3 separate regions of the Homo sapiens genome follow, and all the other regions are linked to region 3. A link is a contact called in ENCODE Hi-C or POLR2A ChIA-PET data. All regions are on one chromosome and are shown on one strand. The core of a region is the stretch at or near the end of the contact, and the rest is flanking DNA. Distances in the headings are between cores, read along the strand shown. Region 1 overlaps IPCEF1 (interaction protein for cytohesin exchange factors 1). Region 2 overlaps ARID1B (AT-rich interaction domain 1B). Region 3 overlaps NOX3 (NADPH oxidase 3).

What was found. A loop is a pair of places that touch in the nucleus more often than their neighbours do. ChIA-PET counts read pairs that join two places held with the same protein, here RNA polymerase II (POLR2A). Pooled maps may share reads with other maps.
Region 1: a loop to region 3 is called in a map of naive thymus-derived CD4-positive, alpha-beta T cell, with 4 times the contacts of the local background. The contact joins two enhancer-like sites. A Hi-C loop is called at or near these places in 1 of 168 maps with a recorded cell type or tissue (naive thymus-derived CD4-positive, alpha-beta T cell), 1 of 37 single-sample maps with no recorded cell type and 8 of 50 pooled maps.
Region 2: a map of naive thymus-derived CD4-positive, alpha-beta T cell shows a loop between it and region 3 (14-fold over the local background). The contact joins two enhancer-like sites. A Hi-C loop is called at or near these places in 1 of 168 maps with a recorded cell type or tissue (naive thymus-derived CD4-positive, alpha-beta T cell) and 9 of 50 pooled maps. POLR2A ChIA-PET finds 5 or more read pairs at or near these places in 1 of 52 experiments (OCI-LY7).

Annotation. Positions count from the first base shown.
Region 1 is chr6:154,244,956-154,249,503 of GRCh38, reverse strand. It overlaps IPCEF1 (interaction protein for cytohesin exchange factors 1), which reads left to right. Exons shown (of 12, transcript NM_001130700.2): 4 at 2,016-2,055; 5 at 2,744-2,913. It also overlaps a transcript of OPRM1 not described here. Among named protein-coding and RNA genes, the nearest start is that of IPCEF1, 110 kb to the left of the region's middle. Within about 2 kb of position 1,848, at least 5 of the 41 ENCODE cell types and tissues checked have a DNase peak (open chromatin) inside an H3K27ac peak, as active enhancers do.
Region 2 is chr6:157,017,665-157,022,661 of GRCh38, reverse strand. The region is part of intron 4 of ARID1B (AT-rich interaction domain 1B); the gene reads right to left. Among named protein-coding and RNA genes, the nearest start is that of MIR4466, 240 kb to the right of the region's middle. RefSeq lists silencers at 387-476, 777-1,296 and an enhancer at 3,519-3,568. Within about 2 kb of position 1,626, at least 40 of the 41 ENCODE cell types and tissues checked have a DNase peak (open chromatin) inside an H3K27ac peak, as active enhancers do; they include OCI-LY7, where a contact is called at or near this core.
Region 3 is chr6:155,416,576-155,421,001 of GRCh38, reverse strand. The region is part of intron 10 of NOX3 (NADPH oxidase 3); the gene reads left to right. Among named protein-coding and RNA genes, the nearest start is that of NOX3, 37 kb to the left of the region's middle. RefSeq lists enhancers at 2,391-2,450, 2,551-2,700. Within about 2 kb of position 2,446, at least 9 of the 41 ENCODE cell types and tissues checked have a DNase peak (open chromatin) inside an H3K27ac peak, as active enhancers do; they include OCI-LY7, where a contact is called at or near this core.

The DNA of each region.
Region 1 (4,548 bases), core at 599-3,098, 1.2 Mb after region 3:
TATTCCCCTGGTTCTTGGTTTGTCTCAAGTGCTTGCTAGGGACTCCTGGACCCCAGATTTCCCAAATCTTACCCAGCATCTACATTCACGAATTCTCTTCTTTGTCTTTAGTCCTGGCTCTCAGCTAAAATTTAGCCACTCAAATAATATACATATTTGGGCAAAAATATTTTGCCAATAGGTACTAGTTGGGTTTTACTGATCTCAGAGAATTGGCATATCAAAAAAAGGTCCCAGGAGATGATTTGAGGGAATGATAGGAACTTTAGAACACAAGACAGGTCAGTGTGGGAGATATTTGTGAAGTGAGGCTGAGACTAGGTCCTTTTCATGATAACTTGCCTGGATTTTAGTAACATGCCATGATTATAACATGTCTATCTTTGCTTAAAATTTAAGGTAATTACTGCCATCTTTATGGATGATTAATTTTGGGGGGGATAAATTTTACTCTAACATTGGTCAGATGAAATGTCAGTGCAATATTTCTTGGGATCTATATTTCCCAGGAAATATAATTTAAACACTTTAGCTTCGTTGTAATTGCTGAAGGATACATAAATCATACTTATAAAAATTATGATTTTTTTCTGTTTATTAGATATAAAGTATTTGTTTATCTCAACGATATAATATTATATTACACATACTCATATAAAGGGATGTTGTTTAGTTCTCAGAGGATTTTCACAAATAAATCTTGTAAAATCTTTATAAGACCTATAGGATTAGAATTATTATCAATATCTTCATTTTATAAATGAAGAAGCAGATTCAGAGAGTGCTATTTTCTTGGGCACCACAGCTACTAATTATAATAGCCAGGAATTGGTTCCAGGCCTCTGGATTTAAAGACCTTCTCCTCTTTTCACTATGTCATATCCCTTCTTCAAACATACAGTAGAACCATATACAATAGCTATCAGATCAATAGTTAGATATGTAGACTATAAGCCAGGAACCTCTAGAAAACATTATAAAATGCTGTACTAAGATTACATACCAAATTTTGGAACTGCTTTTCATTTTCACACGTTTTTTCCCCTGAGTTCTCTACCTGTTAACGGAAAAGGTTGTCTTTCAAATTTAAATCAGTTCAGCTTAGATATTTGTAAAGAAAAAACAAATAGAACTTCTTTAAGCAAAATTTTTTTTCTCTCTCTCTACACACACACACACACACACACACACACACACGTATTTTAAAGCACTTAAAAATATTTTTTATTTTTGCTGATAGTCTGATTGTATGTTTGTTTAAAATGTATTGTGGAAAAAATGTATATTTCATATATGTTGTCTTATGTCTGATTTGAAGAGCTAGTACAGAATAGTAGGTGGTAACTAATTTATCTTCCATAAAACGTGAGAAATATTCAGAGATATTTAAAGACAGAATAACAAACTTTAATTTGTCTGTAAATAAGAATTTCCTGATAAGGAGGGTTGATTGCTACTGAACTCTCACTGAAAGAGGTTGTGGAATTTCATTTTCTGGGATATTTAATTCATGTGGTTTAGGTCTAACCCTACGTGGTAGCAGGACTATGAGCTGAATAGTCAAGTGACTCTAATATTTTGAGATTGTAACAATTATCTTCCAGGTTTATCTGAATAATCATTGTTATTTAGAAATTGCAAAAGAAGCAGATATATTTTTCCTTCTCTCACAAAAACACAAAAGGGGAAATATTTTTTGATTTTTAAAACTTCCGTGAACACTGTGCTATCATAACTAAAGTAGTAGTGAGAGCGGCTTGTGGGTGGGAACAGGAAACATCAGTGATAAATGCTCTGTGACTTTTTTTTTTTTTCAGGTTCAGCTCAATGTATATTGATTCTAATTAGCACATTTTGTGCCTCAGCTAGTAGCTCCCCGTTAAGCTCTGCCTGGAGAGTTTTTTTTTAGATTCCATCCTGCTCATAAACACTGCCACCTCCTCCCTCCTTCTCTCTTTACAAATGTTACAACACAATCAGAAATTTCCTCTTTTCTTTCCTTCCTGCATTTTCAGCAGGTTCCCTTGCGTCAGAAGCCCAGGAGGAAAACTCAAGGTAATTAGATCTCTTTTGTTTCTTTATCTCCATTTTGTGTACGTTGAGTGTGGCTTTTCTCCGGGGTGCCTTCCTTGGGATCAGATTTCTGTCTGTCTTAATGCTAATAAGAGGAGGTGGACGGCAGATTAATTTTTGGTTATTGTTGAATCGATTTTAAGAAATGACGACATGTTGTTCATTTGGATTAATCCCTCGTGGTATGTCAAAAGAGCTTAGAAAAACTGGCAGTGAGTCGGGAAGTAGCTGTGTATTGAGGTGGGCATTAACCCTTCAACATCTATTGCATAACTACGGCTGTTATTGTTGAGAGGAGCTATGTTACTGCACTGATATGCCCGCCAGCCTTACAATTTTAATTATTTTCAACTTATTCTTGGTGAATACTATTCTTAGACTAATACTTGCATATTACTCCTGCTGCGCTGTTTCTTTGGCCGTATCTTATACCTTCTAAGCATGAAACAAATGTTTAAAAATAAAACAGACACATGGCTTTTTTTTTTTTTTTTTGCATTGGTTTTGCATAGGTTTTGCATAGGCTTTGCATAAATCTTGGTGAAAAATCCAGCTCCCCGGGGGGTTAACAATTAAAAGTTGCCTTTCACTCTGTCACATAAATCAGGATAATACTTTACCTACCAAATCAGGGTAATACATTATCTACCTCTTCATGTAATCATTGCAGGTTTTCTCACGATGAGTCGGAGGAGGATATCGTGTAAAGATCTGGGCCATGCTGACTGCCAAGGGTGGCTGTATAAGAAAAAGGAAAAGGGAAGTTTCCTAAGCAACAAATGGAAAAAGTTCTGGGTGATACTGAAGGGGTCGTCACTGTACTGGTATAGCAATCAAATGGTGAGTCTGCTTTCTTCCTCCTATTCCCAGCCGTTTTAATGAGGGATACGTTAAAGGCATCAGGTGATCCCTATGGGAAAGTTCATTTTGATTTCTGGGAATTGGAGCGGAGTAAATAAACAAATAAGTTATAGAAGCCATTTCTGGTGCAGTAGATATGTAGGTTATGCTTCTGTGTTTTATGGAGAAGAAACCCATCCTGTTTGACTACTCTGGCTGGGGAGGAAGGGAGTGTCGACATTTACATCCTTGCTAAAGGAGACTTTTAAGTTCTGTTATTAATGTTACTATTCCACGAGGGATTCTAATAGTTTCAGGATTTATGTGGCCATCACTTAACATGGCACCTTTACATAGTTAAGGTCTCTCTACTAAAAGGAGACTCGGCTTCACGACCTACAAGGGTGTCAGTTGATTCAATTCAGAGAAGCTTTTTCAATTTCTCCTCCTTTACTTTCTTCTTCCCCTTCTTTCCCCCGACCTTCTTTATCAAATGGGTTGGTTTGGAATCGCTAACCCCTATGCCAGCTTTGCATTGGCGACTGTCACCTCTTGTCCCCTGGTGTGCTCTGTGATGGCATTAAACTAGTCGTGCTTAGACAACATTTGAAAAGATAGTTGCCTAGTTTATTCCTTAAAAAGTCGGTATACTGTTGTGGTCTGCATCCCAGGCTAGTTTTCTTTTGAAAATGGCTGGAAATAAAGTTATTCTTAGAAAGTGTGCTGATCTTTCGTGACCTGAATCATGTTGAAAATGACGATGTTGTTGAATGTCGAATGAGGAGACGTTTCCAAGGAGGAATGCTCTCCACAAACCCAGTGAGGTTTGATTGCTGCTCTCAGGAGAGTGTGAGTCCCTTTGTAGTACTGTGAAGATCAGCACTGGAGGGCCTTTAGTCAATTAAGGGAAAAGTACTTAGGAGTTGCTTATAAGCCAGGAAAGTTCTTTTTATGTGACATTCTTCTTGTGAAATGACGTGGGCATGCATGTCATTCAAGCAACAGAGCTGTACATCATGTAACTTTATAAATGCAAAATAAGTACTGCATATTGTTTGTGGGCCAAATTTTTAGTTGATAAATTTACATTCACTGGCCACTAATCAATTTTCGTTGCTCACATAGCCCTGGGCACCTGTTCATTAAAGATTTGGTTAAACCAGACCCAAATCCAATTCCAGTGCTGGGAATAAGCACTCTCCTCTCTGCTGCTCTGCCCCCAAACTTATTGCTCCAGCTTCACCTCATGAAAAATGTGGCACAAAGCTCCTCTTTGGGTTCCATAAAAATACATTTTTTTTTTCCAAGCATTTGGTGAGTTATAACAACTTTATCAAAGTTTTAAGGGATTCACAAAAAGTCACTGGCAGAGTGTGCAGTTTTCCACTGGCATCCTTTTTCTCTCTTTTCTTCTCCCCTCCTGAATACATTCTTCATCTTGTCTAGCATGTATGGTTTTACCCAAATTGAGGCAACCTGGGTCTGTGGTCTTGCCTTCTATTGTAAGAGAGTTTTCCTAAACAAATACAGCTTCCTTCTTAAGAGGAACTAAGGTTAATATAAATGTCTCTTTCTTGTCTCATATTATTTCAGGCCTTTGTTTTGGGGTAGTTGTGGCAAGCGATAGTCCTCTAC
Region 2 (4,997 bases), core at 377-2,876, 1.6 Mb before region 3:
AGTGGCCGTCGCTGATTGCTACTAGTTGGATTAAATGCATGTCTTGGTTAATCTACTATAGTTTCATGTGTTGTTTAGCTTACTTGAAAAAGTCGTCAAATGTTCCTAGATTGCAGATTGCAACATCCTACCTAAAACACCTGCAAGTGACCAAGAGACCACCCAGTGATCCCAAAGTCTCCATGGCAGAGACAGGATGAAAAGTAATATCCCGACAAGACTCTTCAGCATTTAATTAAGAACAGGAAAGCACAGGCAGGAGATGAAACTTTACAAGCCTAGGCGTTTCTCGGCTTTTAAAAAATGCTGTGAGTTGGTTTTCCCAGCAAGGAAGGTTGATGAGCATGCACTTGGCTCCAAGAAGCAGCTATTACACAAATAGAATCCAAGTGCCTGGCTAAGCCGCCCAGCCTCGGTGCGTCGGGTAACAGCCAATGGCGGCGGCCTGCCAGCCTCGCCCCGCCCACCTCCCGCCGGCCCCGCCCCTCCACCTCGCCCCCTTCCGCGGCCCCGCCCCGCCTCCCCGCCCTGTTCTTGGCGGCCTGGGCTCCGCGGCCCTGCTGGCGTCCTTCGTCTGTAGTTCCTGGCTTTTCCACCGTCAGCCACTCGTTTTAATTACGCGAACGGGTTCCAACTCATCCAGCCTTTAAGTTTGGGTGGTGGTTTTGAGAGGGGGAAAGAGATGCACCAAAGGAAGTAGGGGAAAAATAAAACCTTAAGCGCTGGGCGCGCCACGCGGGACGCAGAGGTTAGGGGCGCGCGGCGAGGTAGCGGGGCGGCGGCGCGAGACGGCGCAGGGGAAACACTCGGTGCCTGCGTGAGTCTGGCCGCGCCGGCTCATGTGTACGCGAAGCTGTGTCAGCAGAAACTTTAGAAAACACGCTGTGCGAGCGGCCGCCGCCTCCCGCCTCCAGGAGGAGCCTGCGGGCGCGCGGGGCGGACGGTGCCTGCAGGCGGCGGCCGCGCTTGCCCGGAAAGGAATGTGGCTGCGGCCGGCGCCTCCTTCCGCGGGGTCCCACAAAGGCTCATCTGTGCGCGGCGCGGCGCCGTCGGAGGAGTCCGAGCCTGTTCAGTCAGGCTGAGGACGCGGTTGTTTTCGTCCCCCTGTCCCCGCCCCCACGAGCCTACGTGCGGGGTAGGGAGGGCGGCACCGGAACCCCCGCCCGGGTCGGGCCGAAAGGAGCGAGCGGGGCCTGCCGGCAGAGGCCGCCGGGCTGCTGTGTGACTCGGTCCCCTCCGCGCTCGCCGCCCTCATCCTCGCCCAGCGCCTCCGCGGCAGGGTTAATTCCGCCCGCTGCCTGGTGGTCCCACTCCCGGGGGATTCCGGGGTCCGTGGAATCACTGGTTCTCCCTTCGGAGGAGCTCGGCTTCTTCCGTGGGCGCGGGCGAGTCTCCCCGCTGTACCGCGGGGCCGGGGCTTGAATAAAACAAAAGAAACCAAGGCGAGGTGTGGACGCGCAGTGAGGACCGGAAAGCGAGGCCTGAGAGCTGGCGGCCTGAAAGCGGTCCTGCGTCCTTCACACCCTCTCTCTAAAATCCCCCTCTCTCAAGCGGGCCCTGACCAAGAGTAAAAGCGCAGCCGAGGAGGGAAGGACGCCGCCGCCGCGCAGGCATCCGGGCAGGGACGGGTGGGCGGGAGATTCCGGGCCGCTGTTCAGGGCAAGCGCTAAAAGTTTCCGGGTCCCCGAATTTCTCATTTCTTTATCGAATTCTGCAAAGAAGTAACGTTCCTTCGGCCATTAATATTGTAAGAATGTATCGTTTCTAGCCATAAGTTCCAGGTTACTTTTTGTAAGAAAATTAAGGACTCAAGTAGATCAGCCAAAGAAACCACGTACAGCATAAACTCACGTACCACTCCTTAAAAAAATAATTTATTGAGTTATGACCAAGAGTTATATAAGGGGAGAGGTAACAAATCTTTGGTGAGGAAAAAGCGATGGAAAAAATATTAGAGAAGCATAATTTTGAGGAAATTACATATAGTTTGAAACCACCACTGTTTAATATTTTGACTCGCGATCTGAGTAGGAGAAATGACCAAGCTAGGCTGTTGTTTATGTGATGCCATCTCATTCAGTTCTACCTACTATTTATAGCTCCAACAGCATCAGAAAGAAAAACACATGCCTAGTGGCTAAAGCATTCAAACACAACCCCTTATAAAAAAGTTAAAGTTTGGGTTAATTAAAAAAAATTAATTTCATATTAAATATATATTTTTAGGTTCCAATTTACAGTTATGTAGTTATATATTATCGCAATAAAAAGATCTGCCCATGGACTGGTTTTTGGTTTTGAGACATGTTTAAATTACATCCCTTACAGAGTGCTCAACTTGTATGGGGGTAAATGACTAACATGATGTTATCTACAAGGTTAAAAAGCAAGAATAAAGAACTAACTACATTTTAGGTCAGTTCTTCATCAGAGAAGGAATGTTAAAAATTTATTTCCATCCAATTTATTTTCTAAATATTATTAATTTTCTTAAATAAAACATTTCCTGAACGGCAAATTTGCTTGTTATGTCTATTCCCTCCTTCCTGAAATGACTTTCTCCTATCCCTCTAACAGCTTTGTCTTTTGCTACTTCTTCATCCTCCAAGTTGTGCCAATTTGTTTCACTTTTTATTTATCTTTGCTAAAAGAGAAAGGCAGGGGGCGAAAAAACCCTAAAGGACTTAAGATTTTCAGATGGTTCTAGCTCTAGAAACATAATGGCTGCATATGAAGGGGAAGACAGGAGTCGTCCAGATACACCCAGATTTTCTTTTGGCTTGGTGGGAAGAATGAATGGCATGGTTGTGTCCTCGGCAATTTGACATGCTTGTGGTATATCCGCGGAGGTGACCCGCTGGCAGCAGGAAATACAGGTCATGGCACAAGTTGCAGGAGACTAAAGAACATGGATTCGCAGGCAATTAGATGACAGTTGAGTGAGCGTGGATGACTGAGTTTTATCATAAAAAGGCATCACAAAGGACGATAGAGCCTAAAACAGAACCTTCAGGAGTACCAACATTTAATGGACAAGTTCTTCCCTCCTTCCTTAATGAAAGCAAAAGCCACCAGGCTAGAAATTTTACAATTTCAGAACTGCTTTTTCCTCCAAATCTAGAGAGAAATAGGAAGTGAAACATGGACTCAGGTAACACTAAACAGAACTAAATTTAACTCCTCCAAGCAGTGGCTTTGGAGAAGTTAGACAAGTTTCTTAGCATCTCTGGGCCTCAGCTTCTTCATGTATATGACGACAGTCTGCTCTGATGGTTGTTATGAGAATGAAATCAGCACTTACCAGATGCTGGCTATAAACATCATCTGACCATTCCTGAAATACAGACTAGCCTCCATTCCCATTACCAATGCCTTAACTGAGACTCGCATCTCTCCTCCTAAGCCTAGAATACTGTGAAACTGGTTTCCTTGACACCAGGCTCTTTCCAACCCATTCTCCCTCACAGTGCCCCCAGTGTCCTCTTCAGATAACAGATTTGAACATGTCATTCTGCTTAATATCCCTCAGACCAACAGAACTGGGTCTAGACTTCTTACCTCGGGATAAAGGGCTTTGGAGAATCTGTTCCTAATCTGCCATATGATATCACCCCTTACCTCAACTCATTATTGGAATATGAAGCACCCTGTCATGATTTCTGTGCTGAGCCTACCGTATTTTTTTTCAGCCCTTTATTCATACAGATCCCTTCACTTTCCCTGTACATTTGCCCTTTGAGGTCATGCTTCCAAGTCTTCCCTGACCCCCCATGGTTGGAATGTACTGCACTTTATGTACTACTGCACTGGACTGATAGAATTTTACTGTTGTATATATAATCACATATATGTCTATTTTCCTTTTAACCTCTATGAAGGCAAGGTCCATCCATTGTGAATTTATGTATATTTTCCCACCTGCAAAAATCCATAGAAAAGTTTGCTACAGATTAATTTAGCTACTAAATTTAAGCAGAAATGAAAGAGATGTGCTGGAAACCAGAAATTCTCATACGCCAGAAATCCAAAACTTCAGATTAGTAAACGAAGAGTAAGGCTGAGACCTGAAGGTCTCACATGTAGATGGGTAATAATTTTTGACAAGTATCTCCAGGAAGCAGAGTTTTATCATAAAAAGGAAATAGTTATGCCGGGCACGGTGGCTCACGCCTGTAATCCCAGCACTTTTGGAGGGCAAGGCGGAAGGATCATGAGGTCAGGAGTTCGAGACCTGCCTGGCCAATATGGTGAAACTCTGTCTCTACTAAAAATACAAAAATTAGCTGGGTGTAGTGGCACATGCCTGTAGTCCCAGCTGTTGGGAGGCTGAGGCAGAACAATCACTTGAACCTGGGAAGCAGAGGTTGCAGTGAGCCGAGGTTGTACCACTGCACTCCAGCCTGGGCAACAGAGCAAGACTGTATCTCAAAAAAAAAAAAAAAAAAAAAAGCATACTACTTTTTGTTTAGACATTCTTTCCTACTAAAAACAAGTCAGTTTCCATTTTACTTATTACTTTACTTTTATTTAGAGACATGGTCTTGCTCTGTTGCCCAGGCTGGAATGCCATGGCACTATCATGACTCACTGCAGCCTCAACCTCCTGGGCTCAACCTATCCTCCCACCTTAGCCCCTTGAGTAACTGGGACTACAAGCACATGACACCATGCCCAGCTAATTTTTTTTTTTTTTTTTTTGTAGAGATGGTGTCTCATGTTGCCCAGGCTGGTCTCCAACTCCTGGGCTCAAGCAATCCTTCTGTCTGCCTCAGCTTCCCAAAGTGCTGGGATTTCAGGCATGAGCCACCACACCCAGCCCAGTTTCCATTTTAGAGATGTTTAGGCTCTAGACATTTGCACCACAGCAGAAGGAGCTATGTTGACTTTCAATTTCAAAGCAGATTCTGAGAAGCTATGACATTCTAAATATGAGGCCTTCTTTACTCATGGATTGTCCTAACTACAGGTTTGTTTTCAGATGAATGCAGTCTGGTCTC
Region 3 (4,426 bases), core at 1,197-3,696:
CTGAGTTTCCTGATCCACATAACGGAGAAATAAGAATCCATATCCAACAGGGAGTTTTAATGCTAAATAAGACAAATAATATGGAAATATTACCATAGAAATGTGTATACAGAAATATAGATGATTATCTAAATGCTGATTGTATCTACCAAAGGTATAAATAGGTTACCAGTACTGCTATTACTAATGGCCTAGATTTATCAAGCACTGACTACCTAACAGGAAGGAAACTGGGCATTTTACATGCACTATCTCATGCCATCTTTTCGTCATACTTATCATTTTTATTCCCATTTTACAGATGAGAAAACTAAGGCCTGATCACAAAGCTAATAGAAATGACAGTCATTTTACTAAATGCTCATAATAGCTCATTCAGATAGGTAATATTCTCAATACTGATGAGGACCCTGACACACAGAGAGCTAAATAATACTAGAACTAGAGTTTGAATCTAGATCCTTCTGGCACCAAAGCTCATCTTCTTTCCTCTACGCCATAATATATTTAACAAAGCAAGCAAAACAGTGACTGGGATATTTGGACCTCACAGCAATGCTTTGTTTTGGTTCGTGATGATTTTTCAGCCACCCTAAGTTCTTCCTTCCCTCTTGCTGCCTACCAAGTAAATCCCACTCAGAGAGGTGGCTCACTGCTTCATGGTTTCCACGACACTAAAAGTCACTTCATGCTTCACAGGAAGATGGTGGTGGATAGCGTGTCTCATTTTCATTCACTCACTAATCCAACTAATATTTCAAGTCCTGCTCAGAGACATGCAAAGTCTCATTGTCATTACACCCGACTCACAATCACCTCCCCCTTCTCTTAACCTCCACCACTCCTTTGCTGCCCTACTGTTATGTCACATATCTTTCCTGTATTAAGATTCGTGAAATAATCTTATTTTCTCTAACAGACTGTGAGTTCCTTGAACATAGCTTCTCTGGATATCTTCATACATATATATATATACACATACAACATGTGATAACTATATATATAGTAAAAATATTGAATAAATCAATGAGTGAATAAATGTCTACATGTCCAAAAAGAATAAACAATGGCTTCTGTACACAATTTTCTTTAAAATTTAAGGGTATTAAGGTTTTGTTTATGTAACCAAAAAAATTCTTCAATGATTTTTACTAAATTCCAATTATTTTACTAGGAATATAGAGGAAAAATCTTATAAGAACCCCCAAAAATTTTAAAATTCATACAGGAGCCTACAAAATCTTAATTTTGCCTCCTTTCTCAGCATTCCATTGTCATTCCTGGGCTCTGCTTGTGGCGTTTCTCAAGGCTTTCAGCACTGCAGTCACCACAAAACCATAAAATAGGGACATTGATCTCTATTCCAAGAAACAGAAACAGTAGAGTAAAAAATATAAAAGCAATGTTTTCATCGCTTATAAAAATGTGAGGGACTATTTGGACACGACTCAGGTGAAAATAAGGGCAGAAATAATGTCATATGGGAGAAAGGAAGCTAAAGTGTGGAATCATAAAATAACTTAAAGGTCCTAATCTCCTAGCTTTGCATAGGACCATGAAAGTCAGTATCTGCACCTCGAGCGGAGATGATTTGTCCAAAGTCACCCAGCTTGTTCACCACTGAGTCAGGACCTGAGCATGTGTTTCTGATTTCTGCTTCAAAGTTCTTTCATGGAAGAAGTGAGGTTTTCATGCTATTGAAAGTTTGGGCTGAAAATTACAGTTCAGATCCAATTCCTTAAGCGTCTGCAGGCATGAGAACAGGTTTAGGAAGTTTCTCTCTTTTAAAGCAACTTTGTGTTGGTTTGAGTATAGCTACTATTAGGCTTATGTAACTAATATTTGTCAGGGCTACCTACATGCTTTTGAGATATAAAGACTACTCCTTCCACTAAACTGTCAGAGTCTATATAATTTTTGAAGTGCCACAGAGCAAAGCAGTACATATTTATCTAACGGTGTCTTCACAATTTTAAGTCTGGACTATAGTTTTCAGATTGTCCTCTTTTGTAATAAGGAAGGAAAGGACAACTCGCATAGGCGTTGAGAGCCAGAATTTTAAGCTTAAATGGTTAACTGCGATTAGGTGGGATTTTTTTTTCCTCCATGTGTAAAAACACTGGTTGGCATAAGGCATACATTTTTACACACAAAACTCAAGTTGCAAGTCTATAGGAAAAAATGTGCACCAAAGTTTTCTCAATTGTCACCGTTGCAAACTAGAACTTCTTTACCCTTCTCCTCTGTTGCATTATTCTAGAAAACTTCTAAGTAAAATGCAGGAGCACAACCAATAAGGCGCCTGCCACTTCCTCAGTGGGAAGCGTCATAAGTAGTACTTTCCATTTGAAGCTGATGTCTTAAAATATCTTTGTTTCTAAGTACTTTTGTTTTGAAAGATCTGGGAGGGGGCGGGGAGTGGAAGGGGAGGGGGAAGAATGGGCAGGAGGGGATTTCCCAAGAAGGCCAAATAACAAGAAGTATAATGATGGCTTGCTGTGATGAAAATGGAAAAAAGTTGTAATACATGAAAGAAATATTTTCAACGCAGAAGTAAGAGCCAAACTTCACTGAGTTGAAGGCAGCTGAGAACGCTGTGCCCCTGTGGGATGAGGGAAGGCTGAGGGTGGTTGAGAATTCTCTGTGATGCAATATGGAGGAAGCTGAATGCTGGGGGTGAAAAATGCCCTCTAGCAATAAAGTCCTCCACCTCCTGCCTAACGGGTATGATTAATTCTACATCACACTCAATTTGTGAAAAGAGCTCTTGAAAAAAAATTAGGACGGTTTGCTTGTGCAAACTGTCAAAATGATGAATGAAATAGGTGTGTATGAATGGGGAGGGAGGGGGAGGATTGCTGACATAAATAGATTGGCTTACACATTTTAGTTCTCCCTAATATCACAGCTGTGCAGTCAGGACTGAGACAACTGCCAACTGCAAGATGCGGTTCGTTTTCTTAACTGCATATGTAGTCTTCAGACTACGATACAACAGATTATACAAGAACTGAGATAATCTCATTTCTTCATAAATTGTCTTCCTTCATCAGCTCCATAATATATAACCATGATAATGGGTATTTATAGTGTGTCCCATGCAAAATGGCCTTTGGGTTCTTAACCTAATATAATAAACAGATAATTCAAATAAAAAGACAGCACGGGCCAGTGGGAACAAGGGAAAGAGGCCAAAAAAGACAAAAAATCCATACTCTACTAAAATATATTAATAAAACAAAGGAGGGCCTGCTCTCTTTTCTAGTGAATGAAAAATGCATTTAATTTAATCTGTTTACTTTGAGAAATTATTTACTTTCACTTTCCCTCACACTGGAGCTCTGACTACTCCTGGAACTGATCATCTCTACTAATCACCAAGATTCCTGCCATCAGTTGGCCTCTTTAGGAGGGGCCATTCATGCTTCTCCTAAAGAAATGTATGCTTCTTGTCTTTCCTCGGAGGGCCTCAAAAGGCCTCAGTACCCCATCAGCCCTCACCATTGCTCTGTGCGGAAGTGACCAGTATTAATATGTTTAATATCTTGGTTTATTAACCACAGATTGCGTGACTACAGTCTTCTTGCAAAAGAGTCCAATGAAATACACAAACATTTTAAAATCTCCCTTCACCTCCCTCCCCAAACTAAACACCTCCCCAACTTTGCTCCCTAAGAAACTCACCATTAAACAGTTGAATATGTCTCATTCCATTCCTTTTCCATGCATTTATATGCATATACCTATACACATTCATGCATAAATAGGGGTGTGTGTGTGTAGAAGGCAGAGGAAGTGTAATTTGTTTTGTTTTTCATTAAAGCATAACTTCGGGCACCGTCAGTGTCAATACCTGATGATCTATTTCATTTTGTTTGGTGTCTTTAGAGTATTCCATAGTGTGGATAGGCCACAATTTATGGAATCATTCTGCTATTAAATAATGTTTCAGGCCAGGTGTGGTGGCTCACACCTGCAATCCCAGCATTTTGGGAGGTCGAGGTGGGCGGAACACCTGAGGCCAGGAGTTGGAGACCAGCCTGACCAACATGGCAAAACCCCATCTCTACTAAAAATACAAAAATTAGCCGGGCGTGGTGTCAGGTGCCTGTAATCCCAGCTACTCGGGAGGCTGAGGCATAAGAATTGCTTGAACCTGGGAGGTGGAGGTTGCAGTGAACTGAGATTGCACCACTGCACTCCAGCCTGGAGGATAGCGCGAGACTCCGTCTCAAAAAAAAAAAAAAAAAAAAAAAAGAATGTTTCAGATGTTTCAGTTGTCCAACAAGGATTATTAACTGTAATTAGACCAAACGGAGGCCCAAAAGAGATCAGTCCTCAGCCACAGGGCGAAGTAGCAATATAGTCATGAAATAGTTAACATTGAGGATAATCACATTCAGAAAATGTCTTAAGGATGAAAAAT